Linked DNA regions of Homo sapiens: region 1 is linked to region 2. A link is a loop called in an ENCODE intact Hi-C map of the cell type or tissue named here. Cell type or tissue: CD14-positive monocyte. All regions are shown on one strand. Links, peaks and the distances in the headings refer to the core of each region. The heading gives the core; the rest is flanking DNA. Region 1 holds the start of LINC00499 (long intergenic non-protein coding RNA 499). Region 2 overlaps LINC00499 (long intergenic non-protein coding RNA 499).

Region 1 (8,344 bases), core at 198-8,197, 98 kb after region 2:
CATTGCCCCACAGCATAAAACCAAGGTTGAGAGGCTTTCTGGGGTCCCTCAGCTGATACAAGTGGGGTATGCATGGAGGACACTCCATCTATCCTGGGCAAATTTCTTGAGCCTTGCAGACTGGCTTACAATGTGTCACGGGCTTCTGTTGTCTTGCTGCCTATCTGTAAGTAGTAAAAAGTCTCTTCATGCAGCTTGTTGTATGCACAGGTGTTTTCTCTCACTGGACTCAGACAAGTTGGTGACCCGCACACAATAAACCTGCTCCACAACAAGAGGAGAAGGAATTCCAGGTAGATCGACCTTCTATTCCTCTGGGTATAACTCTGATCCGCTGTGAGGAATATTATTATATTATTTCTGGCAGTGGGCCACAGTGGTACACCATTTGGGATGTGGTTGGGGGTAGGCTTAGAAATTCAGAGTGGAGCATACTATTAAACTTATGTTAAGAATCAGGATGGGTTTTGTCTACTATTTTGATTCTATTAATAGCAGGAACCTGAAGATAACAGGACCTTGCCATGCCAGTTACTATTTCTCATTGCAGTGTTTCTTCTGAGCAGTAACTCTAAGGAATTGGCCAAGCATCATCTTGTTGCTTGTGCTGGGAGGGAGAAGGGCTGGGAGGGAGAGAGCAATGACATTCCTGCTGTGAGGAAAGGGGCAGAAGCATCAACTCCCTTGCATTGTTGTCTTACATGGAAAGTATTCTGTTTCCCACTTTTTTCACTTCACATTGTGTCTTTTGCATTTTTTCTTCTTGCTACAATGTATTTAAAACTAACATTTACATTCACTAAATTTATGCAATACTCCACCTAGTTAGTATATTTTTTCTGCCATTTCCCTATTATTTCGTATTTAAAATATTCACAATACTTGATATTAAAAAAAAACCTAAAATAAACATTTTCGTGAAAGCTTTTGTCTACCCAAACCTAGTTCTCTAACATAAATTCTTATTTAATTCCTACGTTTAATGGAAAAATCCTTTTAAAATATGTGATTTTTTTTATTTTTAACATTTTAATTTACATGGGGCTAGATTTCTGTTCTTTCTCACTCACACTATCTCCCCTTACTTTTATTCTTAATTTTGTTTCTTGAGATGAAAAGAGGGAAAAGGGGTGAAGTGAGATCTAGGGGCATACCCTGAAAAGTCAAAGGTAATTTAAATTTCTCTCAGAGCCATTTCTTTACAATGAAATGAGCAAATGGAAATGAAATAAGCAAAAACAAAATAAGAAGAAATAATTAAAAGCAAAGACACAAAAATTCTAAATTAACAGCTTAATTTTTTTTTAAGCAGAAAAATTCAAAGCTAGAGTGACTAAACTTTCAATTATGTGGAAGGCTTTAGAGCAGTGGTTCTCAGCCTGGGTGTGTGCCACACTGACATGTTTGGAATGGTGTGGGAAAGAGGATCACGCAGAGAGTGGGGTTAGGAACTAAGCCTAATTTTGAACCTCTTACTCAAATTGCAGCTTAACCATCAAAACCTGGGGATCCTCATCACAATGCTGTGCATAAAATCATAAGTCTTACTGATTAAAAAGAAATTAAGAACATTGAAAGGGTGAAATTAAAAATACTGGCAGCTCTCAATTTGCTAATTCATATGTATCCATTTCAGTTACCATGATTTAGTTAAATAACACCAGTCCCTCAATAGCATGGTTCACGTTTCATTAACTATGGTATATTAACTGCAATTTCATGAAGTTCTAACCTCACTGATAGCACTTCAGTTCAGAAATCACTACATAAATATCAGATGCACATCATGATGAGTGACGGATCACCTCAGTATGGCTACTGCACATCTGTTACTCAGTTACCACCCAGCAAAGCATGTAATTGTGTTGCCTCCATGTCTTCCCATGATAAACTCACATGACATTTTACAAAACGGATGATTAAAAGAAGGAATTGTGCAACAGACGAAAGTGCAGCCAAGAAATGAAAAGCAATAATGCTGGATGTGAAATTAGATCCGATAAGAAGACAGCTGACTATGGAATATTGACATTGCTGTCATTTCAGTTTCTAGGTATGAGGCCACAGAAATTTACTAAAAGAGAACTTAACATAAATGAGAAAGGTAGTTGTGATGAACAGAATGAAGATGTCCTAGAGGAAGTAGTGCTGGCAGAAAATTTTCACGTTAGAAAAAACTCTTGGAGGTGTTTCAAGACACTGAAAGAACGAAGAATACAATGCGGGAAGCCGATCCGAACTTAGAAAAGCGTATGATAATTCGCCAGTGCGTAAAGAAAGATGGTGCTCCACATTGTTAGTTACATGACAAGGAGGCAAGCATGGTTTAAACTACTTTTGATAAGTTTTTATGAAAAGTAACTTCAGTTTTAAACATTTCTCATGTTTTAAGTTATATTGTACTAGGTATTAGTTTTACTATTTTTATTTGCTTGTACCTTTGTCAATGACAGCAAGAAAGATTTTGATGTTTTGGCAAAACTTTTTAAAGGCCAAGGCCCAATCATTAGTTTTCTCATTGATTATTAAGATTGCTTTGCGCAATCATCTTTGCAGTCCCACACTATCGTGCTTGTACTGAGGATTATCTGTACCTTATTTACTGTTACATAGTAACTTCAATACTGTCTCATTTAGTCCTCACAATAACTTGCTGAATGAAGCATGCATTATTATTTGTATTTAACAGAAAAGAGAGACTTTAGAGAAATCAAGAAATATGTTTAAATTTATGCTTACTCTTGGCTGAGCTGTGGTCCTGCAGTTGTCCCGTATTCTCTCTTCACTACAACGCTGCAGAGACTTATTCCCCTAAGCTGCCCTGTCCATCAGACAAGCACACCATGCCCGTTACATTCCCAGAGTTCCAGTTATATCCCCTCCCACCCAGGGGCTCCTCTGTTTTGCAGGGTTCACTGTGGTCTCAATCTGGGTCTTGCCTTTGTAGATCAATCGCTCTTTTGTTTCTCTACTATTCAGGGCATATTGTTGTTGCTGTTTTAAAAACATCTGACTCTCTCTTTTCTAATGAAACTGATTGTGTGTTTTTCCACAAGGCCAGACTCTCCTTTCCTATGATCAAATAATTAAAGGCAATGAATTAATGGAAGAAGCTTGCCGACCCCTTCCAGTGACCATTGGAATCCCAAGACTTCATTCCAGTCCTTTTTCTTCCTCAATCATCAAGCCCATCACTTTTTTCTTCTTACGTCTTGTGGATTTGTCTCTGCTCTCAATCTCTGTTTCTAGATATAAATTTAAACATTCATCATCTTTGCTGTAGTATATTCGTTTATTTTATAAACGCTGATAACACTATGTTCCAGACATTCTTTTAAGTGCTTTACAGCTTTACAAATATTAGTTTATTTAAAACCTCTTAACAGCTACATGAGGCAGATACTATATTATCATTCCCATTTATAATTGAGAAACTGAGACAGAGGCTTAAAGTAACTTTCCTAAATTCATACACCTGGTAAGTGATAGAGAAAGGATTTGAAACCAGGCAGTCTAACTGCAGAATCCATGCTTTAGGCACTGTTTTAGAATGTATCTCATTCATTCATACATTCATGCATTTATCCATTTAGCAAACATTTATTAAGTGCTTATCGTATCAAATACTGTAATAGAGAAGAAAGAAATGTATAAAAAATAAGTGGAGAAATGTTTTATAGGTTACATCACAGGTCAGGGTTAAAGTAAAGACACTAAGGAGTGAGCGGTCAAGTCTAAACAAGAAAGGCAGAGAAGAAATTTAAAATAGATGAGTCTTGAAATATGTGTGGGCAGTTACCTGGGAAACAGAACACTGCATTTTAAGGGCAAGAGCATTTTAAAATAGAGGGAGGGCTGATAACAAAGGCATGGAGGCATGAATAAACTGGTATGTTTGAGCCACTTCCACGTGGTTGAAGCAAGGATTGAGGTAGGGTTTAAAGTGAGACGAAAGGTTGAAAACACAGGAAAGACCCAACGTCAGGGGCAAGGACTTGGTGGTTCTGGCAATGAAACTTGAGTGTACATCTGACTCATGCGCTTCTGCCTGGGGCAACACAATTAGACTGTAGGAAGCTAAAACAAGGGAACTTGTATTCTAAACAAATCACCAAGTTTATTTTGGGGTAAAATAGTTTGAGAGCCACTGCTGCAGGTACGCCAGGCCTCCGTGATCTGGCTTCCGGTTTGAGTACTCTGCAGAGCACTTCACAGACAGCTTCATTCTGCACCATGGGAGATTGAGCTTTCCTCTTAACAGAACGAGTCCATTCTTATTCATTTCTCCATTGGAAAAACCAGTACTTGTGGAGTGACTCCATGTTAAATTCCTTCTGTATAGAGAAGCATATCTTGGTTCAATTTTACATAATTTCACCATGCTAGGCACTTTGAGTTATTGCAAAGATGAGAAAAAAATAGATTTGGCTTTTAGCAGCTCAACATCTAGTCATCCCCAATCTATTTTTCATATCTCATTATAAGAGTGTGATCATTTTAAAAATTTGCATAAGAGATCTTAAATAATATATGAACACTAAAGCTGGCTAGCATTCTTAGCGTTATACAGTGCATCCTGCATTCACGGATGGGAAATGGGCATCACTACTTAATGGCTACAGAAGGTCTCCTGACTCTGGGCTCATGCAGTTTTCCACCACATCGTGTTCCTTCTCACTCCAGGTTAATTCCTTCTTTGATGCATATTCTTTCTTGAACATTCACATATAGTTTTCTATTTTCCAGAGCACTCTTTCCTCCTCCTTTTTACCTGTGAACTACTAACCATGTAGTCTAAGCTTAGCAACACTTCTTGTGCCAAGCCCTTCCTGACCATCAAAGTTGTGGCTAAGTGCCCATTTTAGTAACCTGCTGTACTAGTACATTTTTACACTGCTGTAAAGAACTACCTGAGACTGGGTAATTTATGAAGAAAAGAGGCTTAATCGACTCAGTTCCACAGGCTTAACAAGAAGCATGACTAAGAGGCCTCGGGAAACTTAAAATCATGGCAGAAGGCAAAGAGGAAGTAAGTCCGTCTTACCACGGCAGAGCAGGAGAGAGAGAGCAAATGTGGAAGTGCCACACACTTTCAAACAACCGTATTTCCCGAGAACTCACTTACTAACATGAGAATAGCAAGGGGGAAGTCCGCCCTTGTGATCCAATCACCTCCCACCAGGTCCTTCCTCCAACACATGGGGATTACAATTTGAGATGAGACTTGGGTGGGGACACAGCCAAACCGTATCACCTGCAGTAACACTTTAATAAACAAATGTCTACCTGGATGTTTTCTCCACTAAACTGAAAACTCCTGCAAGATGGCACTTTCCCTGATGTATACCGTGTTGTGTGCCCTGAGACTGCTAAGTATTTGTATTCCCAATGCCTAGCAGTCTCAGGACACACAACAGGGTGTACCTTGATGACTTAGGAATTAACGAATGGATGGATGATGGATCCTCTGTATTTCCTTTTATGAGGAAGAGATTAATTTGTACTTATTCCAATAAACCCACAACAGATTTGTATTTAGGGGCATTCATTCAGTTTCAAGGAGCTGCAACAGTTGAATATTCAGTGCTGTTTTTGTGATAATATTTGACATTGAAGATTATATTAAAATTGATGTTGGTGTTTGTACAGGCATTTTTGAACATTAATCAAACAATGACGGGAAATATTGCTACAAGTTATGAAATTAAGTAGTTGAGGAATGATACAACCAAAGTAAGCAATAGAAACTCTAGTTTTTGTCTAGTGGGGGTGGGGGTTTGGGGAAGATATAAAACCTAGGCTACTCAATCTACTTTCAGCTTCTCATCTACTTCTAGAACCATAAAATATTAATGTATAAGTCACTTTTAAAAATCCTTTATTTGACCTCCAAACAATTTAAGAATTGCTGTAATATCTGTGAAAAGTGGCCCTCTACCCAGTATTTTAATTCTTTGAAATAGTCTCTTTACTTCAGAATAATTAGAAAACTCAAAATAGTAATAGTAATATTAATAATCTTCTCTAAGGTTGTAATCTGGGCTGAGCACAGTGCTAGATGTCAAATATACATAATCTCATATAGCTTTCACAGCAATCATATGAAAACTGTTATTACCCCCATTTTACTAAAAGGGAATAGCCAAGACTGAGAGAAGGCAAAAACATAAGTCCTCATCTGCTAGCAATTATTGGTGATGTGATTTTATATTATTGTCTCAATGACTGCAAAATCCAAAGCCTTTCTTACGAAATATACAAGTTCTCAAATAATGTATTGTTTATATTAATGACAGTTTTTACTTCCCTAATTTTATATATTCATTTTAGTTTTGTCTTTTAGAGCAGCCCAGAAAAATCTCATCCCTCTTTTTCAGCACAGTCTTTCAGAAATTTGAAAATCGTTATTATATACCCTGTAAAACATTTCTACATGAATGGAATTAGTGCCTTTATAAAAGAGACCCCAGAGAAGTATCTTGTTTCTTCTGCCATGTGAGGACACAGTGAAAAGACAGCCATCTATGAAGAGGACCCTCGCCAGACACCAGATCTAGTGGCACTTTGGTCTTGGTCTTTTAAGACTCCAGGAGTGTGAGGAATAAAACACCCAGTCTGTGATATTTTGTTATGTTAGACTGAATGGAATAAGACAATGTTATGGACTGAATTGTTTCCCCTAAAAATTTATGTGTTGAAGACTTCACACCTGAGTACCTTAGAATGTGACCTTACTTGGTGATAGGGTGTTTACGGAGGTAATCAAGCTCAAGTAAGGTTATAAGGTGGAATTTAATCCTGCGTGACAAATTTCCTTATAAAAAGGGTGAATTTCAACACAGAAACATGCATATAGGGAAGGTGATATGAAATTGCAGGGAGGACACCATCTACAAGCCTAGGAGACAGGCCTGGAACAGACAAAAGACCCTCCCCTCACAGCCTTCAGAAGGAACCAATCTTGTCAACATCTTGATTTCAGATAGCTAGCCTCCAGAACTGTGAGAAAAAACATTTCTGTTGTTTAAGCGAGCCGGTTTGTGATGGAACTTAGTTATGGCGGCCCTAGCAAATGAATACATCTACAGATTCTTCAGCTATCTTTTACAACACTTTGTTTCCCGTTGGGTTTTGACCACTGGCATTTTAATGTAGCAATACCCCATTTGAAATTTAATGTCAAGGCTAAACAGATGTAGTCTGACAAGTGAAAAGGAGAGAGAAATGGTTAGCTTAATTTCTCTTTTTTCTAGTTACTGTTCCTCAACACACTATGAGTTGCATTGAGTTCAAACAGCTGAAACTTTGGATTCAGAGTGAGCTTCTGCTTTTTGGATGCACAAACAATGCTTTGAAACCCTTGTGGAGAGGGGAATCCTTCTCCACAAAGTCAGCAGCTCATTAATCATAGACACAAAATTTGGAGAAAAAAATGAACTTTCTGTTTTTCTCCATTTTCTCTCTTTGATGACGCAGAAATGGAAATACATTTTTGTAATACATCTTATTTCAGATCACTAAGCTGAAAGCAATCTACATAGCCATAAATTTGGAAATAACAAGTATAAAACATTTCAGAGTGAAGGAAAAATTTTTTTAAAAAAGAATTTACTGAAAAGTAAAAGTATCTGTCACAACTGTAACAGGACTCTAAGCAAACATATTAAAAGTAGCATTTCTAATCAAATTCATATTCACCAATATCAGAAAAAAAGTAGAATGGGTATTCTCAGATAACCACTTTCTTTGCAAACAAATGATGACTGTTGAGGAGGAATATATAAATCATGATGTTGACCCTCTTTTTGAAGGTAATGTACCTTGAGTTGTTTTCATAAGGGTGGTGATAAATTCTCCCCATCTATCCACAATCTTTATATGCCCACAAATATACATATGTTGTACAAATATGTACGTGTTTAGGTATATATACATATATGTCTATGTGTGTATATGTGTGTGTGTGTGTGTGTGTGTGTGTGTATATATATGAAACCAACCTAGAGGAGGATAAGAATTTTAGCAACAATGTTTTCTCTTGCAAAACTAGAAAACTTACATGAATATCAAGCATATGACTTTGAATTAACACCATGGTCCAAATGAGCTAATGGATTAAATTTCAAAAACATTTCACACAGTGACATATATGGAATATAAGCCTTATTTTTACAAGCATTCACATAGTCACTATTTACATAGTCACAGAGACATAGAATGTGGTCATATTTTACATAAGCTTGAGATAATGTGACATAGCACGTTAGTAAAAATCTCACTTTATGGGCATGAACTAATGCTTTAAAATAAATCTAAGCTTTTTTCCCCCGAATTTTTAAGAATT
Region 2 (8,344 bases), core at 133-8,132:
CACTTTGGGAAGCCGAAGCGAGTAGATTGCCTGAGCTCAGGACTTTGAGACCAGCCTGGGCAACACGGTGAAACCCTGTCTCTACTAAAATACAAAAAATTAGCCGGGCGTGGTGGCAGGCGCCTGTAATCCCAGCTACTCGAGAGGCTGAGGCAGGAGAATCGCTTGAACCCGGGAGGCAGGGGTTGCAGTGAGCCAAGATGGCGCCACTGCACTCCAGCCTGGGCGACACAGCAATACTCCATCTCAAAATAAATAAATAAATAAATAAATAAGTAAATAAATAAAATAAAAGGTAAAGGGATAGAGAGTAAAGGTGTTATTTTATAATGGGTTGTCAGGGAGGTCCTCCCTGATAAGGTGAGATTTGTGCCAAGACTTGAATGAAGGAGCAAACTACATGATATTTGGCAGAAGAGTAAGGACAGAGGCAGGGGGAACTGCAAGCAGAAACACTTGAGCTGCAGGAAGCCAGAGTGACTGGAGCAGTGTGGGCAAGAAGCCAGGGGCAGTGGAGGGGACAGAGAATGAGAAGGACTGGTGGCCAGGTCACCTAGTTATGGCATATTATAACTGGTACATGCACCCTTCACACATGTTTTTAGAACATCATCACTAAGATGAGTAAGTTCAATGTCCATCATTATTCTGATTATTCAATTGATTCAGTTGTGAAGACTCCCTGTCACAGAAAGGGGATTGTAAATGTGAATCTCTTCAGCAGGAACTGGTTCACTTAGTTGGATTTAAGTACTGAGAGTTTGATGTTGAATAAACTTCACTCTGGAAAATTGTTCAGGGGTGACCAAACATCCTAGTTTGCCTGGAACCCTCCTAGTGTTAGCACCTAAAGTCCTATATCCTAGGGAACTCTTCAGTCCGGTACAAATGGGGATGGTTGGTCACTGTCCACGGTTTCTTAAAAGTGTTCCTTAGGAAACGAAGGAGAAAACAGTGGCATGCCATCTGGCTTTCCACATTGAACCGATTCACTTCTTGGTCATAGTTATACCTTTTATTCTGTAGATAAACAATGAAAGTGAAAACAGAGAGACTTGCAAGTGACCTTATAAGTTTAAGAAAAATAACCTCAAGCTTCTTTCTCCATTGTCAAAGCTTCAAAATACCACTGAAAGTGCATATTTATAAACAAGATACTCCCAAAGACAATCTCAGATCATTCTAAAAGGTAAGACATGTTTCTGACCACATTTCCCAACTGCAGCACTTTAAAATAAAAAAGAAAAGGAGGAAAATGAAGGTAACAACTCATGTTTTAACAGGTAACAGAGAAAAATTGTTGAATATCTCAATTAGTGCTACAAAGACATTTGCTTGAATTCAAAACTATTTCTGATGCTTAAAAAAACAAATTATGAGTAGATCCAAGCTTCCATAGCAAACTAGCTAGCATTTATTATAAACCAATACAAAGCAATTGAAATTTCACTATTGTAAAATTAGGCATTATATCTGAATAATCAACTATAACTAGCATTAAACTTTGTTACAAATAATTTTTGACATGAAAATGTGAATGACATGATAGTAAGTAAAAAGTAGGATAACAAATGTATATGCAATACAAATTTGACTATTTTAAAGAACAAGAATAAACCAGCAACAAAAAAACCCCAAAATTATTTTTCTGCTTTTTAAAAATTACACTTTTTAACATATTCCACGATGTGCCCCTATTGTTTTTAAAATTTGGAAGATAAAGTTAAGGCAATTTTTTTCAGAACAATTTTAGTTTTCTGATAGGACTTCCAAAACTGTAAAATTACTGCTAAGGAAATAAGAATGATCAAATTGCAGGTGAAAAATTTACGCTTACCCAAATGATCAAGGCAAATGCTTCAAACATGGAAGTGATGAAACACAGCAGTTTTATTTTGATGCAGAATTGGAATGGAGGAAACAAAATCTCCCTTTAGTCGAGCAAGTCACAAGGAAGAGGGAGAATAAAATGTGGACATTCAAAGTTACTTGATAGTAAGCTTTCAGTCCCTCTTTTGGAGAAGTGGTCACAACAAGGCAAAAGAAGAAAGAACTTTGAAGAGCTAGAGAAACTCAATAGGTTATCCCATGTCTTGGAAAGTGGTGATTTGCTTCAGGAGGGTGGATTTGGGGTTTGTCAGAGGCCTTTGTGATTCAATATTAAATGGCCCCTTTATTTCTTTGAATTGTTATTTGTTCTTTGTAGCCCTCTATATTTACATATTAGGGTAAACAGGGCATGGAGAAATATGTGGTCCTTATTTATAGCATTATACTTTCTTTCTTTTTTCTATTACTTTCCTTGTTCTTTACTGAAATATAATTCCTCATTGAAACACTATAACAAAAAGAATAAAATAATCTCCATTTTAGATTACTTTGTCTTTACAGTTGTATGCTCACTGACTTGTTGGATCCTCTTGATAACTTAGGAATGGCATTGAATTAGTATTATTTGAGCTTCTTAAAGATACATAGGCCGTGTCAGAGTAAACATCTTGCACATCTGAAATGGGATGGAGCAAGACTTATACCTCTCACGAAGGCCCATGGCCCCTAGGATTGTCCTATTTCCTACAGTGTACCACTTTGGAGGTGTGATTCCCAGAGAAAGAAAATACAATTAGAAGTTTCTATTTAAAACAAAACAGAGCAAATACCCACATTTCTTGCCCATACATAGGCAATATTAAGAAATAGATCACCTGTTTCAATGGAGTTAAATAGACATTAGATTGGGAGAACGTGCCTACTTGGTCTATTTTGAGGGATTTACATGTAATTTTGGAGTTGCAATATTATTTTAAAACTTTCAAAGCACAAATCTTTTTCTTGAATAATATTGCATCCTTCTTTTGATTTTCATTTATTCATTAAAAAAATAAATGCTACGGATTAGCCAGATGGCTTTCAAATCAACAGTGAACAGTCTCACGAAACTACTATTTTCCACCTTAGTTTCCCCAAAGGAAATTAAAGCTATAATCTTATAAAATATTCTACATAATTTAAACTCTTGGTTTAATATTGTCATTTTATGCCTTATGCTTACACCTGCATTTTAATAAATGCAACACAGTGTGCATCTCCTGGTGTGTCTCTGGGGATATGCTTTTTATCCTTTTGTTATTTTGCATTGATTTAGAACTACCTTTTCTCTGGGTCATTTGTGGTGTCATAAGTTCTGTCTTTAAGTGATGGCAATAATACAGAGAAAATTTTCTGTTAATGCCGAGCTATTATTTAAAAGAGATAATAATAATTCTTCATGAGAATCTCTACAACACCTTCCTGGGAGGCCAGGAAGAGGCATTTTAGATGATTCCTTTTTAGCAGCTTGGGGACATGAAAAGACTTGTAGTTTGATGCTTTCTTATGTCCGTAGGTGCAGATGAAATGCGATAGTGTAATCAGTAATCCTTGACAGTGATGACAAGGATGTGTGTTCTGCCTGGGATAATTTCCATGAATTCAAGGGCTGTCATTGAGTTTGGCCTGGGCATGACAGCTTCTTCTTGAGGAAGCCATCGTGTACCCTGATATCACCATTTTCTCTTCCAAGAAACAGCTGATATATTGAACAGAGATGACTTGTGGAATATAGTCAAGAAGTAGCTTAAATGTTCTCTCCCTCTATCCTTTTAAATGTAGTTTGTAAGTTTAGCCTTTTCATTTCTTTGTGAAAAGTTAGGCAGATTCCATGATGTTTCTGGTCACTGTTGAGTAATACAGTTTTCTTGTTACTTCAGGTCACAGAAAACTGCCCCAGTTTAGTAATTTAACTGTCAGAAGCATGTGTTTGTAAAAACTTTGATCTTGTGTTAAAGTTGAAGTTTTTTTCCTTTCTGGCAGCTTGAGTCTGCTGTGAGTGGGAAGCCAGAAGTTGAAGTAGGGGTGGAAGAGATTTATTACCTAGTCTAATACTACTTCTACTCCTTCTCCAATTCACCGGCAGAGTTTTCTGGCTCTTCAAGGATTGGTGCCAGGAAGGAAGAAGTAAGAAAGGCAGCAAAGATGTTACTTCACAGCTCCTTGTGAGGTGATCTAGCATTTTGGCAGTTGTTTACAGCTGACAACTTGACAGATGGTCACAGCAGACTCTTTTGTGGGGGCTTTTGTGAATTTTCTGTAGTTCTCTGTAAGATCTCAAGCAGGGGTCAGCTTGCTCTTTGCAGTATGATCAGTAAATGTGTCTTCTCTGAAGCAAATGATCCCCCTTCTCACTTTGTGGCATATCCTATGAATTCTATCCAGTGCCTGATGAATGTGTGATAATCAATTGATGACAGATAAAGAAACACTGCCATAAACTGAGTTGGTTAATCAATATAATGAAAGAGTTTATACTGATAGGATGTATGGGATAGAAGAAAGCACACATCAACACAATGATAAATAATATTGATATTGCAAGTAGACAGGAATAGTAATGATGGAATTGAAGTCATCTGCAAGGGGCAAAGACAAAAAGGAAAATAAGAAAGAAGGGCATATAGATAAAATTGCATTGTCAAGTGAAAAGAGAATATGTTTAGGATTGTCTGACAATCAAAAACTGTTTAAAAGAGGAAGTTATACCAGCATATTGCATTTGTGGTTAGGTAGACAATAATTTCACAACAGCACATGACTCAATAGGCTTGAACAGCACGAAGTGTCTGCCCAAATGCTACTAAGAATTTAGGCAGTCAATAAAACAGGGAAGAAAAAAGTGAATGGACATTTTTCTTTTCAAGAGAAGCTTTATATGCTTCTTTTAAAAGGATGGAAGTATGTTATAAACAGAAATTAAATGGTTGAAATAGGGTTTAATTTAAAGACAGTAAGACCATCAATATGCTCATTAAATACCAGTTGGCTATTAGAAACCTGTTTAATGAGATTTACCAACCACTAAAACCATCATGTCTGTCAGTTCAGCAGCCATTAAATATCAGTAATTTTGTTTGTTATGGAAAATACAGTTAAACTATTCCAAGAGAGTCAGAAAGTTACAAATAACAATGAGTAATATAATATTTGTTGAGTGTTTATAGCAAACTAGCCACTACTCTAACATTTTCCTGAACACAATTTCCTTTAGTACTCACAAGGTCAGTGTCACTGTGTCCTATTCATAGTTAGGGGAACTGAGGCCTGGGCAGTGTAATTAACTTACCTAAGGTCACACAGCCAGGCAGTGGGTTGAAGCTTAAACTCAGGCAGTCTGACTCCAGAACCCACATTCCTAACCAATGAGTTACCCAATGGTACCTGTCATAAAATATATCCAGCAGTCTTAGGGCAAATCTAATAGTAGCAGCCTTACCTGCTAGAGGCTGGTGATCTGATTTTCAGCCCAGACCTCCATGTGGTCTTTGTCACACTGGTGGCAGGAGTCAGATGGTCTCTTGCAGAAAGAACTGTGAGAGAGTCACCTGTCACAGGCCCTTGCTTTCACTTCTGCACAGTTTCAGCCAGATCAAGGACTGGAGACAGGAAAGCAGGGCTCCTGAAGTTTTGACCCTCCTAGCTCTTTCTTTGTCTCGGATTTTTAATTCTTTCATCACCTGCAGTCTCTCAGATCTACTTTCTCTTTGGTCACTACCCAAAGCTCTCTTTCTTACCATCCTGCATCACCTCGTTTTGTATCTTCCATTTTGTTTGTGGCCTGGGGTGCAGGTGGGCAATGGTATAGGGGAGAGCTTGTCTCAAAGATTCACTGATTCCTGAGGGCAGAGTGTGTTTGCAGAAGGCTGAAAATGTGCACGAAGACCCCCTGAATGTTTTGCATCTGTGGTATTGTATTATGGTTAACATTTTGGGGGCAAATTGTGAATGGTGAAAGCTTAAAAAAAACCCAACTAATTATGAAAGGGAATGTTGTGCTTACATAATTATTGCTTGTCAAAACTGCGCTTAATAAATACAGCCCATAGCAGGATTTTATTCTCTGCATTACAGTTAATAATTAATCCTCCAAACTTATTGTCTACTGCTAATAAACACATACCAAGCTTATTACTCTCTCTAAATTCTTGCCCAATATGTCAACTTGTTTCCTTCTTATTTCTTTTCTCTTACCCCTAATTTTTAAAAGTTGAAATCCATATTATTTCATACTGCTCAATAATGCTTCTAAAAACTTTTTTTCCTAGAGTTTTTCTACAAATAGAAGTGTTGAATAATAAAATTATAATCATATCTTTATCTTTCACTTGGCTAGATTTTGGATTATGCCCTTAGGTTAAGAACTGTATCTTTTGCACCTCAATACAGTGCCAATCACATTGCTACACTTTACAACTAAATAACAACCTTAGTACCAACATATATGAGGTCTTATTAACCTTAACTCTGAACTTATACTTTTAAGGAAATAATTATGCATACACACTAGACTATGTGGGAGTCCAAAGTCTGGAAAAAAATATAGCAAGACCTTTATGTAAGATACTCAACCAAACATATTCAGCTAAAATAAAATACCCAATTCTAGAAATAGCATGTAGTGGATGACACCAGTAAGCTAAACCAGATGGCTTGTATGACAATGTCCTGTGTTAGAGATTCTGAAGTCACCCTTTGGGAACCCATTTCATTGCCTAATATTGAAGTTGGAAAGAAACTCTTTGCATCTGATCTTTATTTTCCTTTATGTAACTAAGTCTGTTTCTTCTTGGACTGTCTATCTGGGAGGTAAAAACAGTTGATTCTTAAAAGAACTCCTCCATTGGTCAGAGTACTCTCATTAAGTCAAGTTTATATTTCTTTCTTTAAGCCAAATAAAAACTCTTGTTATTCATAGTTGCTGATGGGGTAGTTTGCCACATGTATGAAGAGGGCCGCACAATGCACTACATGACGTAAGTTTCACACCTGTGATCTGTGGATAAGTGAACAAGTTCCCAATATTTTCTGTCACCTGGAATGTGCTGATTTAATTGATAAGATTTTCTACCCTGGCTTTCAATTTCCCAGTTTTTAGAGATCCACAGCAGATGATATTAAAGAACCGAAACAATGGCGGTGATAGAACTAACATAGATGCTTCAAAGAGGAATAGTTTATTCTTTATGGTGCAGACTGACACATGTTTTTAGTAGATCTAGTTGATTATCAGCCCACAAGCTTTATGTTTGCTTTTGCAGCTGTTCTATCCAATGACGGAGCCACTAGACCCATGTAGCTTTTTAAGTTTAAAATAGCTAAAATAAAATAAAAATAAAATAAAAAATTTGGTTCTTCAGTCATGGTAGCTACATTTGATTACATGAGGGTAATGGCTGACATATTGGACAGTACAGTTATGGCGCATTTCTAACATTTCAGAAAGTTCTGATGGAGGGTGCTCCTAGTATAGAACAACCCTGGTCTTCGGCCTGCATGCTTGTAGTGACACAGAAAAGTAACTTTCAAAGATCTCTACAACCTAAGACCATATCCTTAGGTTGTTGAGTGCATGGTAAAAGAATATTAGAGATGGGGAAATAATTTCTACCCCATAAACACATTCTCAACAGTAGGACAGACTTAACACAAGAGGGACTTAGAGAGCTTCTCTCTGGTCTCAGAAAATAGTCATCTTTTCCCACTTGACTGCTTATCCATATGGTAATTCTCTTCTTAGGAATTAGGAGAGCCATTGAGTTTTTCACTTTGTTTGCTTTATATTTTCAACATCATTTTATAATGAGTACTTTCTCAAATTCTTTTTTATTTTTATTTTTTGTGACAGGGTCTTGCTCTGTTGCCCAGGCTGGAGTGCAGTGATGCGATCTCGGCTCACTGCAGCCTCCACCTGTCAGGTTCAAGCGATTCTCCTGCCTCAGGCTCCCAAGTAGCTGGGATTACAGGCACGTGCCACCATGCCCAGCTGGTTTTTGTATTTTTAGTAGAGATGAAATTTCACCATGTTGGCCAGGCTGGTCTTGAACTCCTGGCCTCAAGTGATCTGCCCACCTCAGCCTCCCAAAGTGCTGAGATTATAGGTGTGAGCCACCATGCCTGGCCTGAAATTCTGTTAGAGAACATTCACAACCTCCATAATAAAGTAGTTTACTGTTATTTACAAGTCAACTGAAACAAGTTTTAATATTCATTTCTGTGATTTAAAACTCTTTCTTCATAACCCTTTAAATGTATGAAAAAGTGGGATTTTGTGGATTCTAAGGTAACATAATATTAGTAGAGAATGATTTTACTGTTTTTACCTTTGGGTTCTTGTATGATATGGTTTGGTTCTGTGTCCCCACCCAAATCTCATCTCGAATTGTAAAACCTGGATGTTGAGGGAGCGACCTGGTGGGAGGTGGTTGGATCATGGCAGCAGTTTCCCCTATACTGTTCTCATGCTAGTCAGGGA

What was found. Peaks named below come from ENCODE experiments on the same cell type or tissue, not always from the same donor. Only the 100,000 strongest peaks of a DNase experiment are listed, where the experiment ranks them.
Region 1: it touches region 2 in a loop (5-fold over the local background); 2 of 110 quality-filtered maps call a loop at or near these places.

Annotation. Positions count from the first base shown.
Region 1 is chr4:138,304,243-138,312,586 of GRCh38, reverse strand. LINC00498 (long intergenic non-protein coding RNA 498) reads left to right here. Exons shown (of 7, transcript NR_198994.1): 1 at 1-293. It overlaps LINC00499 (long intergenic non-protein coding RNA 499), which reads right to left and starts at 2,876. Exons shown (of 3, transcript NR_051987.1): 1 at 2,740-2,876. In CD14-positive monocyte, for the core only: no CTCF peak of the experiment used is centred there; DNase peaks (open chromatin) are centred at 5,056 and 7,346; H3K27ac peaks cover 3,626 bases.
Region 2 is chr4:138,402,623-138,410,966 of GRCh38, reverse strand. All of the region lies in intron 2 of LINC00499 (long intergenic non-protein coding RNA 499), which reads right to left. Among named protein-coding and RNA genes, the nearest start is that of LINC00498, 94 kb to the right of the region's middle. RefSeq lists an enhancer at 5,288-5,347. In CD14-positive monocyte, for the core only: no CTCF peak of the experiment used is centred there; DNase peaks (open chromatin) are centred at 3,976, 4,626, 5,136 and 5,406; H3K4me3 peaks cover 903 bases; H3K27ac peaks cover 2,484 bases.